Linked DNA regions of Homo sapiens: regions 1, 2 and 4 are each linked to region 3. A link is a loop called in an ENCODE intact Hi-C map of the cell type or tissue named here. Cell type or tissue: psoas muscle. All regions are shown on one strand. Each heading gives the region's core, and the rest is flanking DNA. Links, peaks and the distances in the headings are about the cores only.

The links. Peaks named below come from ENCODE experiments on the same cell type or tissue, not always from the same donor. Only the 100,000 strongest peaks of a DNase experiment are listed, where the experiment ranks them.
Region 1: a loop joins it to region 3, with 2.7 times the contacts of the local background. A loop is called at or near these places in 5 of 110 quality-filtered maps.
Region 2: a loop joins it to region 3, with 3 times the contacts of the local background. A loop is called at or near these places in 4 of 110 quality-filtered maps.
Region 4: it touches region 3 in a loop (3-fold over the local background); 5 of 110 quality-filtered maps call a loop at or near these places.

Annotation. Positions count from the first base shown.
Region 1 is chr14:60,860,121-60,865,543 of GRCh38, forward strand. All of the region lies in intron 6 of MNAT1 (MNAT1 component of CDK activating kinase), which reads left to right. Among named protein-coding and RNA genes, the nearest start is that of TRMT5, 120 kb to the right of the region's middle. In psoas muscle, for the core only: no CTCF peak of the experiment used is centred there; no DNase peak of the experiment used is centred there; H3K4me3 peaks cover 1,768 bases; H3K27ac peaks cover 3,943 bases.
Region 2 is chr14:60,804,410-60,809,832 of GRCh38, forward strand. MNAT1 (MNAT1 component of CDK activating kinase) reads left to right here. Exons shown (of 8, transcript NM_002431.4): 4 at 3,916-4,019. Among named protein-coding and RNA genes, the nearest start is that of MNAT1, 72 kb to the left of the region's middle. In psoas muscle, for the core only: no CTCF peak of the experiment used is centred there; no DNase peak of the experiment used is centred there; H3K4me3 peaks cover 1,786 bases; H3K27ac peaks cover 4,457 bases.
Region 3 is chr14:60,646,275-60,651,697 of GRCh38, forward strand. SIX1 (SIX homeobox 1) reads right to left here and starts at 3,203. Exons shown (of 2, transcript NM_005982.4): 1 at 2,356-3,203; 2 at 1-303. The coding sequence starts at 2,915. The coding sequence ends at 9. MIR9718 (microRNA 9718) reads left to right here and starts at 2,374; the gene lies at 2,374-2,437. RefSeq lists enhancers at 622-1,244, 1,245-1,866, 1,867-2,488, 2,489-3,109 and a silencer at 3,120-3,359. In psoas muscle, for the core only: no CTCF peak of the experiment used is centred there; DNase peaks (open chromatin) are centred at 907, 1,167, 2,117, 3,237 and 5 weaker places; H3K4me3 peaks cover 5,000 bases; H3K27ac peaks cover 5,000 bases.
Region 4 is chr14:61,128,487-61,133,909 of GRCh38, forward strand. No RefSeq gene overlaps it. Among named protein-coding and RNA genes, the nearest start is that of SLC38A6, 150 kb to the left of the region's middle. In psoas muscle, for the core only: no CTCF peak of the experiment used is centred there; DNase peaks (open chromatin) are centred at 2,235 and 3,546; H3K4me3 peaks cover 272 bases; H3K27ac peaks cover 4,457 bases.

The DNA.
Region 1 (5,423 bases), core at 161-5,160, 210 kb after region 3:
GCCTTGAGTTCTAACTTTCAGGCTTTTGGAAGTTAGTGATTTTATCTTGTAATATTAAACAACAGTCTGTAGAGATGTGCAAAATATTCCCTCTCTTCCTGCTTCTCTTCCTGTTGATGATGATGATGAAGTAATAATAGTGGGTAGCATTTTGTAGACAGTTCTTTTATATCCTTTAAATTTATTTATTTAATTCTTTACAAGTAAAACTGAGACTTTTTTCTTTTTCTTTTCTTTTTTTTTTTTTTTTGAGACAGAGTCTTACTCTGTCGCCTAGGCTGGAGTGCAGTGGCGCGATCTCTGCTCACTGCAAGCTCCCCATCCCAGGTTCACGCCATTCTCTTGTCTCAGCCTTCTGAGTAGCTGGGACTACAGGCACCCACCACCACACCTGGCTAATTTTTTGTGTTTTTTAGTAGAGACGGGGTTTGACCTTGTTAGCCAGGATGGTCTCCATCTCCTGACCTCGTGATCCGCCCGCCTCAGCCTCCAAAGTGCTGGGATTACAGGCGTGAGCCACCATGCCCAGCTGAGACTTTTTTTTAAAGTTATTTTTGCTCAAGGTAGAGCTAGGATTTGACTGTTCAGAACTCTAAAGCCCCATGCTTTTAACATTGTGTTGGTCTAAGGGCACATTTAATATGGGGAGTCATAGGCTGATAGTGTATATGCTTGTGTTCTTGCTGGTGAGAAGATATATAGATGGGAAAGCTGTTGTGGTATGAAGAAACAAAATAAATATAGAATAAGATTGTTCTTTAAGTTATTTGTTGGTTAACCTGTAGTTAACTCATTACTTCACCAAGAATAGTTTTGGGTATTATGGAAATCTTGAAGCACATGTATTTCAAAATGAGTTAGAGGCCTTAGGCATTTAAAAAATACCACCAGTGCTGACATAATATGAGAACATAGTGTAGGATCTTGAGGCTTTTTTTTACATATTTAATGAATCTTTTATAGATATTATCAATTTTTATCTTGTCTCATGTAGTGCAGATTAATATTATGAATATAGTTGGTTAGTAATTTCCATGCTAATTTATATCTATTTGAAGATATAACACTTGAAAAACACTTAAAAGTAATTGCTTTTTTCCAAAAGATTGTATATTTCCAGAAAAAATGTTTTCTGTTTTAGTAATAAATGTAAAAACGTTCAAACTCATGAACATTTACATGAATTCATTGGATATAGGGAGACTGTATTAAGGATATAAATTATTTAAAACATCTTCCTTAGAACTGGAACAATAAGGTTATGTTGTTCAAAATGTTAAAGTTTAAAGAAAGAAATTTCTTTGTTAAGGGAAGACAAAGCATATTTGGCACTATGTATGAACATGCCTGTTTTGCTCACTGTGGAGCTCCCAATGCCTAAAATCATGTCATTAGGTTTTTTTCACCATTAAAAAAAATCAGTTTAATATTGAATTATTTTTTTAAAAAAATTTGAAAAGGTCTACAGGCATCTTAAAAATTGTCTGTACACTTGCTATTAATGAAAAAATTAGAAGAATTTCGAGCAAGAAAATATTCACCTGAATCAACATATTTTAGTGTCCTTAATGTTGAGCAATTAGCTGATAAGCTAGTTTGAACCTGACTTTCAGGATAGAATACTTTTGAGGTTGTATTTGTTTTTTTGCTTTCAACAAGGCAAGTCTTGATGCTAGATCAATTAGCAAATCTTGAAGAATTAACTTAAATGGTGTGGTAATTCCTGTTATTAGAGATATTTCTTAGAACTCATGAAATTCCTCCCTCCCACATGATATCAGATGTGTTGAGTTGAGAAAGTTGCTGGGCAGCAGTCTTGTATATCAGAGTCCAGTTCAAAGTTGTTAGAATGAGAAGTGTTTTTAAAATGTTATGGGAATGCCCGAATTACAATTGAACTTTGAAATTAAAAAGAAAACACAAGACAGTATAAAAATAAAGACCTATGAGAGTGTTGTAGCAAGTTGGGCTTTTTGTAACCTACCGTTTAAAATACAGATCTTTGAAGGCAGGTTTTTACTAATTATTTTATTACTTTGCTCTTGCTAAAGACAGCAAGGCAAGTAATTATCCTCAGATCTGAAGATTAAAAGTCTTATGATTTTTAAATAAATATTAAGCAAGGAGAGTAATTTTTATAACTGTTAGCACATATGCTTTGTGTGCTAGCTTTTTCCTAATGTAAAATAAATCTGAATATGCCATACGATTGGTGACAAATAAAAAACTCTTTGTGCAATTAAGAGAAAATCTGTTTATTTAAGAGCTCTCAAAGGTTGTAAAAGATTATACTTGGCTGTATGTGAAGGATAAATGTTGTGAAATAATGCCCCTTAGTTCCCCTTTTATAATAAATCTCAGCTGTGTGTTCAGCACAAGGGCTCAGTGCCAAAAAGAACAGGTTCAACTTGTCCGTGAGGATTTGCACCACAGTAAAGTGCACAACTGCTTTTGTAGAGGTCATTGTGGAGGTCAGGGCATGTACAGTTGAATGAAAGCAACTTTAGAAACATGGTAGATCATAGAGTTACTTGAGATTCAAAAATCAATGTTAACTTAAAACATTAAAAAGATGGAAAATCATAAGAACCTTCAAATATATTTTTATCTTTATCTACATATGTTAATATGTTTTCATACAGATTAAAAATAATTTCTTTGGCATCTTGTGCTAGTATAGTTTTAAGGATCTTCAGGATATTTTATAATTGCCAAGATTTGGAAGCGTTGACTATTTTAATATTTGTTAAATTCTTTAGAGTGTTCACATAATGAAGGTAGGATATGATGGTGGTAGAACAAAGTGTGCAGGGATATGTGCATGGTGGGAGTAAAGGCAGGGGAGTGTGGATGAGTTTTAATAAAAATATGGGTGTAATCTGGAAAATGTCTCTACAAGTCATATTTATCTTGAGTTTGTGATCGAAAGATTCGAAATTTAACAACAACAACAACAACAACAAAGAAAATGCAGTCTTATACAGTATGATTCTTTTTCCTAAATATCTCAAAAATACTTTTATACATTTGTGATAAATAGAAATAAATGAGAAATAGAATGTGGAGAGGCTGTAAGATCCCAGGACTCCAGCCAGTGCATTGAGTTTCATATAAAGAATACCTGAAAAGATATAACTAAGTAGATGCATAGCTTACCTGGGGTTATATTTTATCTAGAGCTGTACTTCATGACTCTTTTCTCGTTTCTTTTTGGTGACTATTTTTTAAAAAATGGTGATCATAGCAAAATGACAGGCAACCATTGGTTTCAGTGTGGGGATTAATTAGTAATCTTTAGAATGTGCTTCAGCAAATGCAGCTGATTGGCAGTAGCATCTGTCTCAACAACTGACGGAATGTTAGTACTTTTATCAAGTAATTTTCAGAAGGGCTCCAAAGCTGTTTTACTAAACTCTCTCATATGAACTGCTTTCTTTGTCCTCTAGGGCATTGTTTTACTAAATATACCTATCCATGAATTAACTAATTAGTGAAAGGAGGGCTATAAAATTGTTATTTTTTTAATTTTAAAAAATGGACACAAATGTGATAGTCTGTGTATTCTTGTATTTGTGGGACCACCACTATGCTCACTGATCACACACCTATGTTCTCAGATGAAAAATTTATAAAGGATTGTGATTTTGCTGTATTGTTTTTGTAGTTCGTCTCATAAAACATGTCTCTTAATTATGAAGAGTGATTTGTTAAAGTACAATAAACTGTGATTTAAAGGATTGATTAGTATAGTCAGCTTTCTAGAAAGGCAATTTACTTCTGCATTGCCAGGAATTACTCTTCTTAGTTGAAATAGCCTTTTTACTAAACTGGTTCATATTTCAAAGGATATGCAGTTTAACATTCATTAACAGACAAGCCATCAATTTTATATTGTTTGAAGAAAATATTATTTTTGCTTGTTATAAAAACAAGACAACTTCTAAGTGAGTATCTAATGAGGTTGTAGCACATCTCAGTAAAGATGAAATTTGCCTTAATCTGAATGTGTTATGGAAAAATTGAGTGTAAATATTTTCTAAAAATGAATTGATATGCTTTAATGAACTAGAGTAGCTTTCATTTAAAAAGTACTTATATACTAATGTTTTTTTAAACAAATGAGCACATTATATTTAAAAATGTTTAATAAATATAATATATTTTAAATGAAAATTTAAATAGATACTGTTAAATGCTTGAAAATAGGGACAGTTGTGGTGGTATACTTTCTGCTATATCTTCACAGTGCCTAACATCTACCAAATGTTTAATAAATAAATTTTCATATTTTAGTTCTATAATAGAGAAGTGCTTTGTGGATTTTAGCAGGATAGGGTTTAAAATCTGAGTAGGTTACTTGGTCTTGGAGAGCTTCAGTTTCTTTTCCTGTAAAACAGGTAAAACATACTTACCTCAAATGTGTATGTAATGCCTAACACAGTGCTTGGCACATAGTAGATGTTCAGTAAATATTTCTGTATCATTTTAGTGCAATTGCACTGTTAGTAATCCATTCCATATCTGCCTGACTTTAATAAAAGACAATTTATGTGAAATTTCAGGTGAGAAGGGTATCAAGTCAGTGTCTTAAATATTCTGTTCTTTTCTGCATTTTAGAGTAGATTTAATTGCATGGTGGTTTTATGAGTGTGATAGCGGTGGTGGTGGTGTTTGTGTGTATGTGCATTTGGTTTGGGGAAGTTAGATTGGGATGGTTAGAGTATTCATAGTGTTTGTTGTTTCTTTTTAGGACAGAAGAAAGGTAAAATCAGTGACAGTCTGGCTTAGGTCTTCACTTATTTTCTACAATGGGAATGGCAAAACAACTACTCCTTCTGTTGTTAAATGACCTCAAATAGAACGAGGACATTTGTTATGTAGGTTTTTTTGGAGATAGGGTAGATGATTAGAGGGATCATTTTAAAACATTTCTTCATTCATGAAACAAATATTCCTGATACATACCAACTACTGTACTAGGCACAGAAGAGTCAAATCTAAATAAAATGTGGTCTCTTAAATTATTCAGTCTCTATAATGGCGTAAAGAAACTTCTATCTTTTCACGGAAAAATATTTCTGCTTTAGAAGACTACTAATCTTACATGGTATTTTTGTTTTGCTTATGTAATAGTAGTAGTATTTGTAGATAATTTTATATAAAGCCATTTCTATATTACATTAGGAAATTTGGACTTATGTATAAGTTGTCATTGTTGGATAAAGTTCACTTATAGTGCCAAGTTAGGAATTCTTGGAAATTATTTTTGAAATTAGTAAAAGAAAGTGAGCTAAAATGCTCTATGCCTGAAAGTTTTTACAGAAAATTTCTTGCGAATACTGTTTTTCTTAAAATTAATGCAGACTCTTTTAAAGGAGGCAGGTTTTGTCTAATCAGATAGTCTCCTTGATGTTTTTCTTTTC
Region 2 (5,423 bases), core at 304-5,303, 160 kb after region 3:
TATCTGATTATGATTTGCATTTATTATTGCTGTTACCTTTGCTTCTAAATTAAAATCTGAAACAAATTATTTTACTTTTTTTGGAATTCATAAAGTTTTCTTTTTTAAATTTTTATTTATTCATTTATTTTTTAGAGATAGGGTCTCACTCTGTCTCCCAGGCTAAAGTGCAGTGGTACTATCATAGCTCGCTGTAGCTTGAAACTCCTGGGCTCAAATGATCCTCCTGCCTCTACCTCCCAAGTAGCTAGGACTACAGGTGTGTACCACCACACTTGGTTAATTTAATTTTAAAAGTTTTTAATTTTATTTTTTTGGTAGAGATGGGGCCTCATGTTGACCAGGCTGGTCTCAAACTCCTGGCCTCAAGTGATCCAGAACTCATAAAGTTTTTGATAAGCATAAAAGAAATTGCTTATATAAAAACAGATTAATTTCACTTAGGATTTAAGTTTGCCTATTTCTGGGCTCTATTTAATGGAAAAGTTAAAATCAGTAGTAAACTGTCTAGTTTGCTAATAAACAGTGTTTTTTAAACTGTTTTGAACATACTAGTAGAGCTCTACATGGGATATCAATTTGACCGCTTACTTTTCAGTAGATTCATACCATAAGAAACCAAGATAATTTAGTCCTGTCCTTTTGAACCTTCCTCCTTTGCCATGTTCAAATCAGTAATTATAAAGGTTATTTTAGTTAAATCTATAATTATAAAAGTAATTATAAATGTTGGGTATTAGTTTATTTTTTCTCTCATGATAATTCAACAAGTATTTCTTGAGCCCTTACCAGATGAGAAGTTTTTTCTTTTTTCTTTTTTTTTAAAAGTAGACTTTTTTTTAGTGAAGTTTCAGATTCACAGCAAAATTGAGCAAAAAGTATAGAGAATTCCTATATATCTCTTCCCTCTACATGTGCACAGTGCACAGCCTCCCCCATTATTAACATCCTGCACCAGAGTGGTACATTGTTACAATCAATGAACCTACATTGAGATATCATTATCACACAAAGTCTGTAGTTTACACTAGGATTCATTTTTGGTGCTGTATACCCTATGAGTTTTGACAAACGTATAATAATGTGTATCTACCATTATATCATACAGAGTCATTTTAACTGTCCTAAAAATCCTTTGTGTTTTTCTGTGTGTTTATTCCTCCCTACCCCAACCCCTGACAAACACTGTTCTTTTTAGTTTTTATAGTTTTGACTTTTCCAGAATGTTATATAGTTGGAATCATACAGTATGTAGCCTTTTCAGATTGGCTTCTTTCACTTAGCAATATGCATTTAAAGCTCCTCTGTGTCTTGGCTTTATAGCTGATTTCTTTTTAGTGCTGAATAATATTACATTTTTTTAAATCTGCTGAAGGATGTCTTGGTTGCTTCCAAGTTTTGGCAATGATTAATAAAGCTGCTGTTACCATTCATGTGTGGGTTTTTGTGTGAACATGTGTTTTCAATTCATTTGGATAAATACCTAGGTGCTTGATTGCCAGATTATATGATAGAGTATGTTTAGTTTTGTTAGAAACTAGGAAGCTGTCTTCCAAAGTGGCTATACCATTTCACATTCCCACCAGCAAGGAATGAGAGTCCCTGTTGCTCCAGATCTGCACCAGCATTTTATGTTGTCATTGGAGTTTTGCCATTCTAATAGGAGTGCCTTAGAAGTAGTGGAAGTGATAATAAAGATGAATCAGACCTAGAAACTGCCCTCAAGGAACATTCTAATAGGTCAGACAAGATGTGCACATTGAAAATAATTATACAGGGTAGGAAGTGGGTAAATGCCAGCAGAGCGATATTAGACAATGTATTGTAAGCATTCAGGGATGGAGAGATTGTAACTGCAAAGTGTCTCATAAGGAGGAGCTGGTCATTAAAATGGGTATAGAAGGGTGAGTCATATGTGGATATTCACTGTTGTTCTGGGTTGAGGTTGGTACTGAGATGAGCCCTATGGGTAGGGAACAGTTTAATCACAGGTATGGAAATGGGAAAGTGTAGGGGCATACAAATGCAGAGGACTGCTAGGTAGCAGTGGTTTTCAGGCATTGAGAGAAATGACACAACTAGTTTTGTAGGCATTGTAGATAAAAGTTCAGGTTTGGAATCAGATAGCCTAGGTTAATGGCTGGGCATGGTGGCTCACGCCAGTAATCCCAGCACTTTGGGAGGCCAACGCGGGTGGATCACTTGAGGCCAGGAGTTCAAGACCAGCCTGGCCAACATGGTGAAGCCCTGTCTCTACTGAAATATACAAAAATTAGCCAGGCATGGTGGTGCATGTCTGTAATCCAAGCTACTTGGGAGGCTGAGGTTGGATCTGGTAGATGTTGAGGATGGTGAGAGTTGTGAAAGATCATTGGATTTGGTTGCTTAGAGGATGGCCTATTAAATACAAGAGGTAGATTTTGAGTGGTTGGTAAAGATAGTGGAATCACCATTTTAACTAAGGATCAGAGGTAACTTTTTGAGAGTGCTGCTTGTCTGGAGCCTCCCTCTGACTGTTTTGTGTCAGGACTAGAGTGTGATTTATGAAGATTGTCCCACATTGCATCCTAGCCAGATTCCCTGACTTATTTTCTTTCCCACTTTATGTTAAAAAACTGGAGAAGTTGCTAGAGGATAATTGCTTCTCATTTTCTCTCAATTCTTCCAGATTTAAAATTGCGTATGATAAAACTGAATAGACTTTTGCCTTTATACCTAAATGAGCCTGGATTTTCAACAGTGATTATGATAAATTGATGTTCTGAAATAAGTTGGCCTTTTGAGAAGAAAAAAATGAAATTATAGATCAAACTGGTCATTTGAGTCTGTTTGATGGCTTTACTCAACAAAACAAGCAACTCTGTGTTGGTCCTCCGGTGTTACTTTTCAACTCTTATAAGCTATTAAAGGAAAGAGTGAGATGGGGAAGCAATCTGTAGAAACCCAAGGGATAGAGCAGAGTTATTTAGGGTAGATCCGTCTTGTTTGTAGGGCAAGAAGCAGGAAGCAGTGGTAAGTAATTGGAGAAGGGGTGGAAGGGCTAATAATGGATGTAGAAAGATTACAAGGGAAGCTAAAGGAGGCTTGAATTGAATTATGGAACAGGAGAGTCTTACTGATATGGATTCCTCCATATGAGTTTATATATAGCAAGAAGGTCTTTTTTTAATTGTTCAGAGTATTATAGTAACTTTGATTTACATATGGAAAATTAGAAGGGAATATGGCATTCATAATTCAAATTATTTTGAGTTGGAATTATAAAAAGAGAGTTGTAATTTACAGAAAATTTAGTAGTATCTAAACATGTCTCAGTGGTTCTCTTAAGAAATTCTTTTACTTTAAGTTTTGGTGCCAGTTTATCCTTTATTTTTCTTCTTAAGTTCCAACTCCTTTATTTCATACGTTTCTAGAGCTAGACTACAAGGGAAGTAATTCAAGCCTGTGTCTACTCATGTTGGAGACAATTGGAATGGGGATAAAACCTGTTTTTTGTTTGATATAAATTATAAAAATATATGATTTTTTAACTCTTTTTTTAAAATTCTGATTCTTGTAGTAGATTCCAGACTTACTCTTTATATTAAAAAAATTTAAACAATTTTTTTATGCTTTTAAAGCTAGAGAGGGGACTATAAAAATCAGATCTAAGCACATATCTTAGGTTTTCTGGAGTGATCCTGACATTTAGGTATTTTGTGCGAGTCAGACAGTCTGTCCTTGTGTTTGGCTTGGAAAACATGTTTGCCGTAACTAGAGCTAGTCTCTAAAATAGGTAGCTGATTAAAAGGTCACAAATAGAGCTATAAAGAATGACAACCTAACAAATGAGTCACTGTGGTATTTGTTTTTTATTGTCTACTCAAGATTTATATTAAAAATATTTTTCATGTCATCGTTTCCTTTCTAATGCAGTTTTCAACTTGACCAACAATGTGGATTTGGACAACACCAAAAAGAAAATGGAGATATACCAAAAGGAAAACAAAGATGTTATTCAGAAAAATAAATTAAAGCTGGTCGGTTGCTAAGTATTTTCTTCTTATTTTGTCTTAGAAACAAATGTTTCCACATGATACTTTAAAAAGCCATCTTCCTTTAAACCAGTTACATTTATAGAAAATTTAGCTGAAATTTAGACCAGAAATATGAATATATGCTGTATAGGTATGTAGGTAGGCAGGCACACATTACTGTAGCAAAAACCACTTTGACAGCATTATGTTAGACTGTGCTTTCTTAAGGAAGTGGATCCGTAAGATAGGTGATTGTTAACGCTAGTTTTATCTGCCTGTATAATCTTCTGGTAAGTGAGCATTTGGACAGTGGTCACAAAACACTGGAGGCTCATTTTTATCCTTGGACATTAATTTCTCTAAAGGAGAGAGAAAACCCAGACAGACGGTGATGGAGCTACCAAGAGGGAGATAAAACAAAAACACTATTTATTAGAAACTAAAATGAATTCATGATTAGATCAGAGGAACACATTTGTAAACTAAGGTTAACTTTGGTTTCTCAATTAGTTACCTTTTTTGTTTTACCGAAAGAGTAACATTGCTAGATATAAATATGATTTTGGTTTGTTTTAGTTGATCTCATGTTGAAGTTTGTTTTGAAAATATCTCAGGAGTCATTATTATTATATGTATTAGAATGTATTCTATAAAGAAAAAATTGTATGCATGCAAAGGAGCAATTGTCTAATTTATACACTTTAGCTATCATTTCTATAGTACAGTTTGGCTTTCTAGTTGTAGGGGAAAGCAGAGGTAATTACGTTTGAGATACTTTATCAGGATTTTGTAATAATCAGTGAAAAGGATACAAGTATATTTGGATCACATAGCTTATATTTTCATTTTGTATTTAGAAGAGACTTCCTCCTTGTAGTCTTATAGTGTTTTATATCAGCATTTCTTTCCTGCTGTAAAACTCTCAATGAATTGATACTACATTTTCATTCCATTCATAGCTAGCCTAGCTTTCTTTTAAAAGTATCTTATTTCTGAGAGCATCAGTATGTCATTAATGTTACTCTCTTTGCCTAGTAACCTTCTCTGGGAACATCAGAAGATACATGCAAAATAGGTATGCGTAGGTAAAATGTTTCATTAACCCCAGGTGTTGGTATTACAGATGTGAGCCACCACTTTTATCATGAAAGGGCGTTACATTTTATCAAAGCCTTTTCCTGCATGTATTGATATGATTATGTGATTTTAATTCTTTATTTTGTTAATGTATATTAATTGATTTTGTATGTCAAACCATCTTTCCATCCCAAGGATAATTCCTGCTTGGTTATGTTGTATGATCCTTTTAATGTGCAGTTGGATTCAGTTTATAAGTATTTTGTTGAGAATTTTTGCATTTTTGTTCATCAGGGATATTGGCTCACAGTTTTCTTTCCTTGTGGTACC
Region 3 (5,423 bases), core at 183-5,182:
CTCCCCACTTAGGACCCCAAGTCCACCAGACTGGAGGTGAGGGGGCCGAGCAGAGAGTCTTGGAGCTGATGCTGGTGGGTCTGCAGGCCGTGACTGGGCTGCGAGGCTGTTAAGCCCGGGAGAGAATAGTTTGAGCTCCTGGCGTGGCCCATATTGCCCTGCAGCAGAAGGACCGAGTTCTGGTCTGGACTTTGGGGAGGTGAGAATTCCTCTTCTGAGCTGGACATGAGCGGCTTGCCCCCTTCCAGAGGAGAGAGTTGGTTCTGCTTGTTGGAGGAGGAGTTATTGTTTTCGGTGTTCTCCCTAAGAAATAGAGGACAACACCATATGGTTAAAAAAAAAAAAAAAAAAAAAAAGTAGGTTAAAAAAAAAGTGTGAGATGGAGGGAGGGGAGCTGGAAGGAGGAAAGGGCCATTGTGCAATCTGTCACCAACCCAAATGGAGGAGCTCTACCCTTCCACCCATCCCCAAGGGTAATGGGGGAGGTGAGGAGTCAGAGGAACCTGGAGAAATGGAGAGCTACGGACAGAGCCTCCTGTTAGGAGCCAGGTCCTTTTCTCTTCCAGATTTCAGAAAGTGATAGATTAGCAGGATTTATTTGAAACATACAAAATATATGTTTTAAATTTTGTTCAAGCAGTTACATTTAAATACATATAAACTAGCAACATATTTAAATGTAACTGAAAATCTTTCAATAAATAGATATTGGTGATAAAGAAATGATAGAGGACAGAGTCCAATGCACAAATGTTTGGGGTGAATCAAGTCCATTGCCTTGTTCGCATATGAGGAGACAATTAAACATCCCGTTTTCCTGCCCCAGCCCAGAGTTGGTGGTTTTGCAGACACAGAACAGGTCATGGGAAGTGGTGCCCAGCGCGGCCCAGTGACCTGAGTAAACACAGGGAGCGCAGCCAGTCTCTGATTTCATCTGGAGTCGGCCCTCGGGCCTGGCTTATAGGACGGCCGTTTTGTAACTAAAGGCTAACTGCAACCATACAATCCCTGTTCCTGTGTTACTTGCTAACTCTTCAGCCCCTCGTGTCCCCCTCTCAAACTTCCTACCAACACCCACCCCAACCCATCCTTTCTGGGCAGGGGAAACTTCGCCGCCCCGCACAGGCTGCCAGCGGGCGCGGCGCGCTGGGGCGTCAGTCCGGGCACTCGGTACCGGTTAACTTCAGGATTTCGCTTCCCTCGCCGCTTCCGCCTTCCGAGTGCTCGTCAGTCCTCCCGACTCCTAGCGCCTGTCTGTCTCCTTTCTTTCCCCTTATCCTCACAGTCTCTGTCTCCCGACAAGCCCATTTCAGCAGAATTTATCCTGGCTCTGGTTTTCCACCAAGACAAGAAAGGGAGCAAGATCTTCGGCCCCTAGTCTTGGAAGCGAACAAAGGAAAACCTAACCGGCCCCTGCGCTCAGGTTTTCCCCCAAACTCTTTGGCTTCGCGGAGCGCTCTCCCCGCCACAGCCACCTCCCCACCGTCCTTCTGAATCTCTGTCCGAAACGCTATAGAGAACAGAAGGAGCCTGCCCAGGTGGCCGAAGGTGTTGCCCCGAGGTGGGGGAAAGTAGAGACCAATTTTTAAAATATTGCCTTGTGAGCTCCAGTGCGAGAGAGGGCTGCGACTGGAGACCCTTTCCTCGTCTGGGCATGCGGCGCGGTCAGCCAGACCGACGGGCTGCAGTGCCGGGCCACGCGCGAGCGAGCACGGCGAGGATCAACCCTTTCTTAATTTGGGGCGCCGGGGAGTAAATGCAGCGCCAACTCTCCCCAAAGCTCTCTTTTTGTTGTATCTTTAAAAGTCTCCTCCATTTGTCCAGCTAGTGAGAAATGAAGCAGGCTACCTCTAAACCAAAAGACTATCAAGAGAGAGCTGTGGAGAACCAGGCGGGAGTGGGGGCAGAGCCAATGTCTCAGGCCAGCTTCACCCCTCTGGGGAGCAAGAGGAGAGAGGTTCGCGAACCTCAGCTCCCACCAAACCCCTTTCCTTGCGACACCAATCAACATTTCACTGCCCGTTGATTTAGAAACTCACTCTCCACCCACCACTCATAGCCGCGGCCAGCCAGGGAGGCATAAAGACCAAATCTAGCGCCAATATTTCCCGACACTCACATCCCAGAGAAACCCACGCGCGGGTGCTCAAAGCAAATGAGGCCCCATCCTTAGCAAGGAACCTCAGAGTTCATGAACTTTCGCTGCAGCGCCGCGGAGGGCCTGCGCGCCGCCCCGTGGACGGGCTCCGGCCGGCGGGGAGGACTTGGTGGCTGGTGCCTGCGGGGGCGGGAGGGGGCGGAGGAGAAAGGACGGCTTCCTAGGGTCGCCCGAGTCGCGGGAAGCACGCCGCGTACCTTTCCTTGGCCTCCGCGGCCCGGTCTCTTTGCCTCCGGTTCTTAAACCAGTTGCTGACCTGGGTGGTGGTGAGGCCGGTGGCCTCGGCCAGCTCCCGCTTCTCACGCGGCGATGGGTAGGGATTGTGCGCGTACCACTCCCGCAGGACACCCCTCGACTTCTCCTTGAAGCAGTAGCTGGTCTCCTCGCCGTCCCAGATGGTGCGCGGCAGTGGAAATTTTCGGCGCACCCGATATTTGCCCACGGCGCCCAGGGGTCGGCCGCGCAGCTTCTCGGCCTCCACGTAATGCGCCTTCAGCCACAGTTGCTGCAGTTTGGGGTGGTTGTGAGGCGAGAACTGGTGGCTCTCCAGGATCTTGTAGAGCTCACGGAAGTTGCCGCGGTGGAAGGCGACCACCGCCTTGGCCTTGAGTACGCTCTCGTTCTTGTGCAGGTGGTCGCAGGCGGGCAGTGACCACAGGAACCTGCCCAGGCGCTCCAGGTTTCCGCCTTGCTGCAGAACCTCGCACACGCACGCCACTTGCTCCTGCGTAAAGCCAAACGACGGCAGCATCGACATGGCTGGGGCCTGCCGGGGCGCACGGCCCAGGCGCACGCGGCAGGGAGCAGAGCCGAGAGGCAGGGGGCGGCGGCCGCAGGGAGGGGGGCGCGGCTGTTCCTAACCTCCTCCTTAGGCTTTGCAAAGGCGAAAACCGGAGTCGGAACTTGGCGGTGGGCGGCCAAGGAAGAGAAGGCGGAGGAGTAGGGGAGGTTCTGGACACGGAACGGCCGGCGCACTCAGTAGCCTTTAAGGCCTTGCTGCCTCCGACCTCCCGCCCGGTGGATGCTGCTAGTTGCCGGGGAACTTGGTTTCTGTTCTCCCCGCAGCGGCCTTAAAGCGCGCAGCGTCCCCGGCACGCTGATTGGCTGCCGGCGGCGCCTATCCGGGGCTGGCCAGCCAGCGCGCCGCCCGGCTGGGCAGAGAGGCCGCACCGCCCAGAGCGGGGAGGGCGAGGCTGCGGAGCTGGGGGTTGGGGGTGTTGCCGGGGCTGCGCGGGTAGGGAGTGGTGGGAGGAGAAGGAAGAGGAAAGGTGGGAAGCCAGTTGGGGTCTGAGGGAGCTGCGCTGCGGAGGTGTGGGGAGGTAGGGAGTGGGTGAGCGCGTCAGGACCCTGCAACGCGGGACCCGTCGCCAGTATCACCTAAGGGGAGTCGCGCACAACTCCGCACAAATCAATGACTCCAAACCTTAATTCCTCCCCTCTCCCTCCGTACTCTTGTCCTCATCCCTTGCAGACTTGCCCTCTCCCGGTGAGCTCATATTTAATTACTTTAATGTTGGAATGAATAAATAATGGATTGATGAATAGCTTATGGAACGCGATAAATAATTCAAGAGCAGACCAGGGTCCGCGCATGCAGCCTCTGGAAGAGTGGCTTCGGGTTGGCTTCAGCTCGAGGAGTCCAACCCTATTTCCTCCTCCCTCCCCCCACCAACTACCACTGTCCTCCCCCCACTGCTGCACACCACCCTCCAAAGGGCACAAGTACTCCCAGTCGGACAGCGTTTCCCTCGTTCACAAAAGACCTCCATGATTTGAGACCAGGCAGAGAGCTGTTTAGAGCATACTTGCTGAGCACCTAGAGACTCCGAGCGTTCATTTGTGATTTGGTATCTTAATGTTCTGCGATTGAAACCAGCAGGTTCCTGAAGCTTCTGGACTCAATTTCCCCATCTGTGCGGTTGTGTTTTGCAGTGCCACCTCTGCTACTGAGGAATGCCGAGAGGCTTTACTTGCTATTAGCAAAAATGCTTTGGGAACCTCGTACGAAAGGCGCTGGATGTGGTGTAAATTAAATAAAACTGTGCCCGGCTCCAATAACCGTCCGGTTGTAATATAATCCTTACCCTGCTCTGAGAGGGACACTGCCCTCAAAGCGAGAACGACAGCGGCTCCAAGAAGATTAAATAAAGAGGTGTGTGTGTGTGTGTGTGTGTGTGTATGTGTGTGTGTGTGTGTGTTGCAATGCTGGCCTATTTTGCTGCCAGGGAATGAGAGATGCACTGCAATTTAAGTCCCATCATCTGCTGTTTTGTTTATGTGTGGAGAATGCTTAGTAAAACTGCACAAACAAGTGAAGTTGTAATTATCTTAAGCCTCATTTGCACACCTAGTTCCAAAGCAATAATTAAAAGGATTTTGAAAACAATTAGCCTCTCTAAACAAAGATAATCTATTGTCAGTAGCTGAGACTAGCAGGAGATAAGAACAATGCGTGGAGATAAGGGAAGCCAAATGGTGGAAGGAGAGTGACTTTATGACTATACTTATCTCTGATTAGATAAGTTCAAAACAGAATTCTAAGTACACTTCAAAAATGCTTTTGATTTCAATGTGCCCTCTTAGTGAGTGGTGAAGAACAAACTGTAGGCTCCTTAAACTGGCTTGTCTTCTTCAAATATGTTTTGATTCCTTTAGCCAAAGAGCCCAGCACTACAGAACCTTTTGCATATTGAGATGCAAGTGGGAGAAGGAGAAGCATGTCTTGGTTTCCTCTTTTATTATTAATATGGTTTTAAAATGATGCACCCAGTACAGTGCACCCTGCAACATACATTCTAAACTCATAAAGGGTTCCCACCTCAGGGCTGCCACATGGGAGATTCCAAGTAGACAGGAAGCTGCTTCTCTGCTGAACATAATGTTTTCTGCATCCTTGAAACTCTTGCTTATTCCATGCAATTAGATCTTGGAAGCAGATGCTGATATTTCATTACCTTAGGCTTTTTTTTTAAAAAAATGCATTTAATAGGTGTGCATGCTTTCAAAAGAGCCTCTGCCATATAGTATGCCCAATGACTTTCTAAACTGGAAGCCTGGCACTGCTAAACCCAGAGCCATGTCTGGTAATTTCCCCTCACTGTCTTATTTTAGTGCTTATGATGTTTCACATGAAGTCTTAAGGAGCTGCAGTGCCCTCCCAGAAGGAATGCCTCTGCTTGAAACAGTCCTTATTGACATGGCAGCTGTGTGAGGACCGGAACGGAGGCTTAAACCCGGCTCTAAAAATCAGTTAATACCCTAAAGT
Region 4 (5,423 bases), core at 107-5,106, 480 kb after region 3:
GTCTCCACACTGCCAGTCCAGCAATCTCTCCCTGAGGTAAATATGACCTTACCACCCCCTTTCCTACCTAAAGCTCTTCAGCGGTGCTCCCTATGCCAGTGGGATCAAGCCCAAGCTCCTGAGCCCAGCACACAAATCCCTCCGTAGCCTGACTGCTGCCCCTGGCCTCTGACTCTCAAACCTTGTCAAATATTCTTACAGTTAATGCAACAAACATACCATTTCCTGTTTCTTTGCTCACACTGCTCCCTCTCCCTGAAGGGCCTTTTCTCTCCTGCCTGCTTGGTTGATGTGAACTCACTTTCTCCTGCATGGAAACCTTTCCAATATCCCCTACTCTTCCTTTCCTCCCCAGGTAAAATTGATTATCTGTAAGCTGAACTGAAGTCTACATCATAGCAAATAAAATAAAATATTTTCTACGATTTAATTGTTCACAAATCTGTTTGGTTTTTTGTTTTTTTTTTTTTCCACCAGACCATAGTCTCTCTAAGGTAGGGGCCACATTGTTCTTGGCAACCCTGTGCCTGACACCGAAACACGTGGTGAACTGAAATGGAAAGTGTGTATCTGATCAATGCTGGTTGCCACACATCTAATCCTATGTTGATGAGCACATGTCATTTTTTGTTCTTAGCAGCTATTATATATGGTAACACTTTCTAAACAATGGACAGAAACTGATCACAAGTTCCAGGCAGGCATGCAAGACAGGGGGAGTCCATAAAAGGTGCTCAGCCTTGCTGAGAACCCCTGGTATCACCAGCAGCTGGAAAAGCACCCAGAGTCTGCAGCAGTTCCAAGCCTGTGGACTTTGTGTCTCAGGTACCAGGGTTATCTCAGGATGAAAGTCAGGCCAGTTCCTCCAGCCACTTGGCTCTGCATCCCCTTCTCCTACAGGAGGGGCCAGCAGGGACTTCTGGTTTACCTTTGGAAGGGAGGGAGAGGGGATAGGCCAGGCAGGTATGAAACCTACTCAGGTATTCAGGGCCCAATAGGCAGCTTGTCTACTTGTGACTCATCGAATGGGCAAGGATGCACACAGGATGCGACGCAGCCCTGCCCTGGAAGGGCTCATACTCAGTGTGGAGGCCAGGGCAGTAAACCAATGAGGTGAATATGAAAGACCTGCCAAGGGAGAGGCAAATGCCAAAGGATGAGTGCACCCGGGCAGAGACTTCTACCCACCTCCTTCCCAAGACCATGTGCTCCCCTCCCCTCACACAGGGGTCCCTGTCCCCCTTGTTCCCTGATCTTCTGTCTGCACAAACTTCCCGCTCTGTCTGGACCGCTCCTCCCACTGTACCACGCACAGCCTGTTCCTTTCCATCTTCAGTGTCCGCTGAAATGTCCTTTCCTCAGAGGCTTCTTCTGTCACCCCCTTTATAGCAGCTTCTGTACTTTAAACTGCATTATTTGCTCTCAGCTTCTTGTTTATTTCCTTGAAAACATGAATTGAAGGAACCATCTTATTTATTATGTGTATTGTGTCTCTAATCCACTGGCTCCATGAGGGCAGAGGTTGCATCCATGTTGTGTTCTCCTGTGTTGACAGCATCTGGGACATAGTAGAGGCTTAATAATTGTTTACTAAACAAATGAAGGAAAGAAGTGCTCTTGTTGGTTCTCTGGTAGGTGGTGATGAGAGATGTCATGGGAGGTCCAGAAGTCAGGACATTCAAAGAGGGCCTAGTAGCATTGTCAAGCGTTTGCCAGATGGAAGAGGCATTGCAGGTGTGTGAGCAGGGATGTGATTCTGAGGGTGATGAAGGGTGGTGGTGGGGATACATGTAGCCCACCTGGGGAGGTAAAAGGGGGCAGCTATTGTCCCTTTTTGGGGGGATGGCCCCTCTCCTTGATGGTTGGGACAATGAGGTAAACTATTAAAGGTCCATGTGGACACATCTACCCCTGGGGCATGCCCATCCAGGCTAAACAAAATCAGCACAAGCTGAACAATTAGGACTCAGAGAGCTACCTGAGGGATCTAACAAGGACAGCAAGGACACTCAAGTGACCTCAGATGATTCTGAAACCTGGGAAAAAGACTCCACAAGCCCAGGCCATCTGATCATGAGATGCATCTCCTGACTGCCTCTGGCTGTTCACAAAGAGCTGGCCAAGGACATTCCGGCTATGCCAGGCCACCGGGCCAAGTTCCCAGGGACAGCAATCCACCGCCTCTCTCCCCCCATCACACCCAAGGGAAGCACACAAAGTAGGCCTGGGTCCATGGCCTGGCAGACACCTGTCCCCGGCTTTCTGGGACAGTGCACTGCATCAGCTGCCAGCAAAACAACCAGCCCCTTTTCAATGGGCCAGTGGGCAGGGCTGCCATTGGCGGAGCCCTGGTGATTTACGACACCCCGGCTCAGTGCACCATCAGGGAGCTTCCAGGTAGAATCTCCAACTTCACCAGGCAAGGGCTCTCCCTTCCAGTGATTTATGGAGCCAGAGTGAGCCAGTTGTTTTTTTTCCCTTTCCCTCCTCCCTCCTCCTCCAGGACAAATAGGTTTCACATCGCTGTGGGCACTCTGGTCTGCAATGACAAGACAAAGAGGTTCCACTTGTCCCTCTGCCCCCTGCACCTGCTGTCAGGGGATGATGGTTATTGGTCAGCAGCCACATCCATTTCACTGGCACTTTTAGCTCTTTATGTGGTGCCGGCCACAGCATCAGCCACAGGGCTCTCTCGATGGCTTTGCTGGTTGCTCAGATATATTGCCTATCTAGAATAGACCTGCCTCCAAACTACAAGGTCAAACTTTCCTCTCCTGACCTAAATTCCTTCCTTCTTTCCTTCCTTCCTTCCTTCCTTCCTTCCTTCCTTCCTTCCTTCCTTCCCTCCCTCCCTCCCTCCTTCCTTCCTACCCTCCCTCCCTCCTTCCTTCCTTCCATCCAAATAATCCATACATCTTGATTTCTTGGCATAAGACTCCAGGGGGCTGGGGTTGCCTTCCATAGCAAGAGAACAATCATGAAGCAGCTGGTGCCCTGAGCCTGCTTTGTGTTGTACAATGAAGGGCCTTGAGCTTTTTCAAAGTCATGTCTTAGCTCCAAGAGGTCAAAAATGAAAGAAGATGGCTGTCCATCTCTGTTATTCTCAGGTGCCTTCGCATTGCTCTGGCGCTACATCAGTGCAGTGGTGTCCTCAGGGTCAGGGGGGTAGCAGGGAAGAGGCACAGCCAAGACAGAGTGGGAGGGAGACTGAGAAATGCCTCCCAGCCTCGCCAGCTTTGGGAGTCAGAGGTCCTTGGCAAAGAGCCTTCACTCACTTACACCCCCAAGAAGTGCCTGGGAATTTATCAGGAGAGGCTGCCATCTATGGAAAATCACAGACAAAATGCAACACCAATCACTCTGTGAAGTCCAGTCCCTTTTCCTCTGTCATGCATGGGGAAGGAAGAAAAAGTGAGCAGTCAGTCCGGCACCAAGCCCACCCGCCCTCACCCATAGCAGCCCCTCCACAATCCACTCAAGAGAACTGATGTAAGCCAGGCTGATTGTCTCAGCTCCAAATGTGGCAGCCAGCAGCAGAAGGACTTGTCAGGTCTCTGGGATGCCGGGGCTGCTTCTCCAAGGTTACCAGGCTGCTGCATGTGGCTTCATCTTTCTGTTCTCTGGCGGCCTTCATGGGCTTCTGTAGCCTGCCTGTGCACAAGACTGTGCTGGAGACTATGGGATGTGTTGGGGCCCTGTTGTTCGGGATGTTGTTGGGTGTGGGAGAGGCACTGTTTCAGCAGCCCCTGCTCTCAGGGTGATGGCATACTGTGGGTGATTAATAATATATGCTAGCATTTTGGGGCACTTACTCTCTGCCAGGCACTGTGCTAAGTACTTTATTTATATCATCTCATTGAACCCTCTCGACAGCCTGTCAGGAGCACACTATTGCCTGATTTTTGCAGATGAGGAAACTGAGCTTTAGGAAGATTAGATAATTATCCAAGATCACATACTAGTAACAGGGAGAGCCAAGAATTGGACACATGATTTAAATTCTCGTGTGCTTAGTAAGTTGTACAGCCTTCTTCTATGAGGGTTATTGGGAATTCAGATATTTAAGGAGCACTAAGAAAATTAGTCAAAATTCCAAACAACAGTTAAAGCCAGGCTGTTTAGATAAAGCATTTTCCAGAATATGGGCTGGGACAAGGCAGGAACACATCAAACCCTTCAATTCCTCGGATGAGTCTAAGGCAGCCACCAGCTGCAAATGGTTTTCTCTGCTCCTGAGAGGCTCAGAACACACCTCCTAGCCTCACCTGGATTTATGTGGCTGGGATGAGGCCTTGACAGCAGAATCCCAAAGACGTAGACATCTTTGAGGGGCCTCTATTCTGCCTATCATGCATAGGTTTCCTTATTAGTCTACATGATAGCCATATGAGGTATGTATTCTGATATGGCTGGGCTCTGTGTCCCAACCCCAATCTCATCTCGAATTGTAATCCCCACGTGTCAAGGGAGAGAGGTAACTAGATCACGAGGGCAGTTTCTCCCATGCTGTTCTTGTGATAGTGATTGAGTTCTCTCAGGGTCTGCTGGTTTTATAAGTGTTTGTGAGTTCCTCTTTTATTCTCTCTCCTGCCTCCTCGTGAAGGTGAATGCTTCCCCTTCCACCATGACTGTAAGTTTCCTGAGGCTTCCCCCACCATGCAGAACTGTGAGTCAATTAAACCTCTCTTCTTTATAAATTACCCAATCTCAGGGAAGTTGTTCACAGCAGTGTGAAAACAGATGAATACATATTCTTATTTTCACTCGCGTGAAGAGACCACTAAACAGGCTTTGTGTGAGCAACAAGGCTGTTTATTTCACCTGGGTGCAGGCGGGCTGAGTCTGAAAAGAGAGTCAGCTAAGGGAGATAGGGGTGGGGCCGTTTTATAGGATTTGGGTAGGTAAAGGAAAAAGGGGGGTTGTTCTCTGGCAGGCAGGAGTGGGGGTCACAAGGTGCTCAGTAGGGGAGCTTTTGAGCCAGGATGAGCCAGGAGAAGGAATTTCACAAGATAATGTCATCAGTTAAGGCAGGAACAGGCCATTTTTACTTCTTTTGTGGTGGAATGTCATCAGTTAAGGCAGGAACCGGCCATTTGGATGTGTACGTGCAGGTAACAGGGGATATGATGGCTTAGCTTGGGCTCAGAGGCCTGACATTCCTGTCTTCTTATATTGACAAGAAAAATAAAAGGAAATAGTGGTAAAGTGTTGGGACGGTGAAAATTTTTGGGGGGTTGTATGGAGAGATAATGGGCGATGTTTCTCAGGGCTGATTCGAGGGGGATTACGGGCGGCGGGGGAACGTAGAGTGGGAGAGATTAAGCTGAAGGAAGATTTTGTGGTAAGGGGTGATACTGTGGGGTTTTTAGAAAAAACATTTGTCATTTAGAATTATTGGTGATGGCCTGGATACAGTTTTGTAT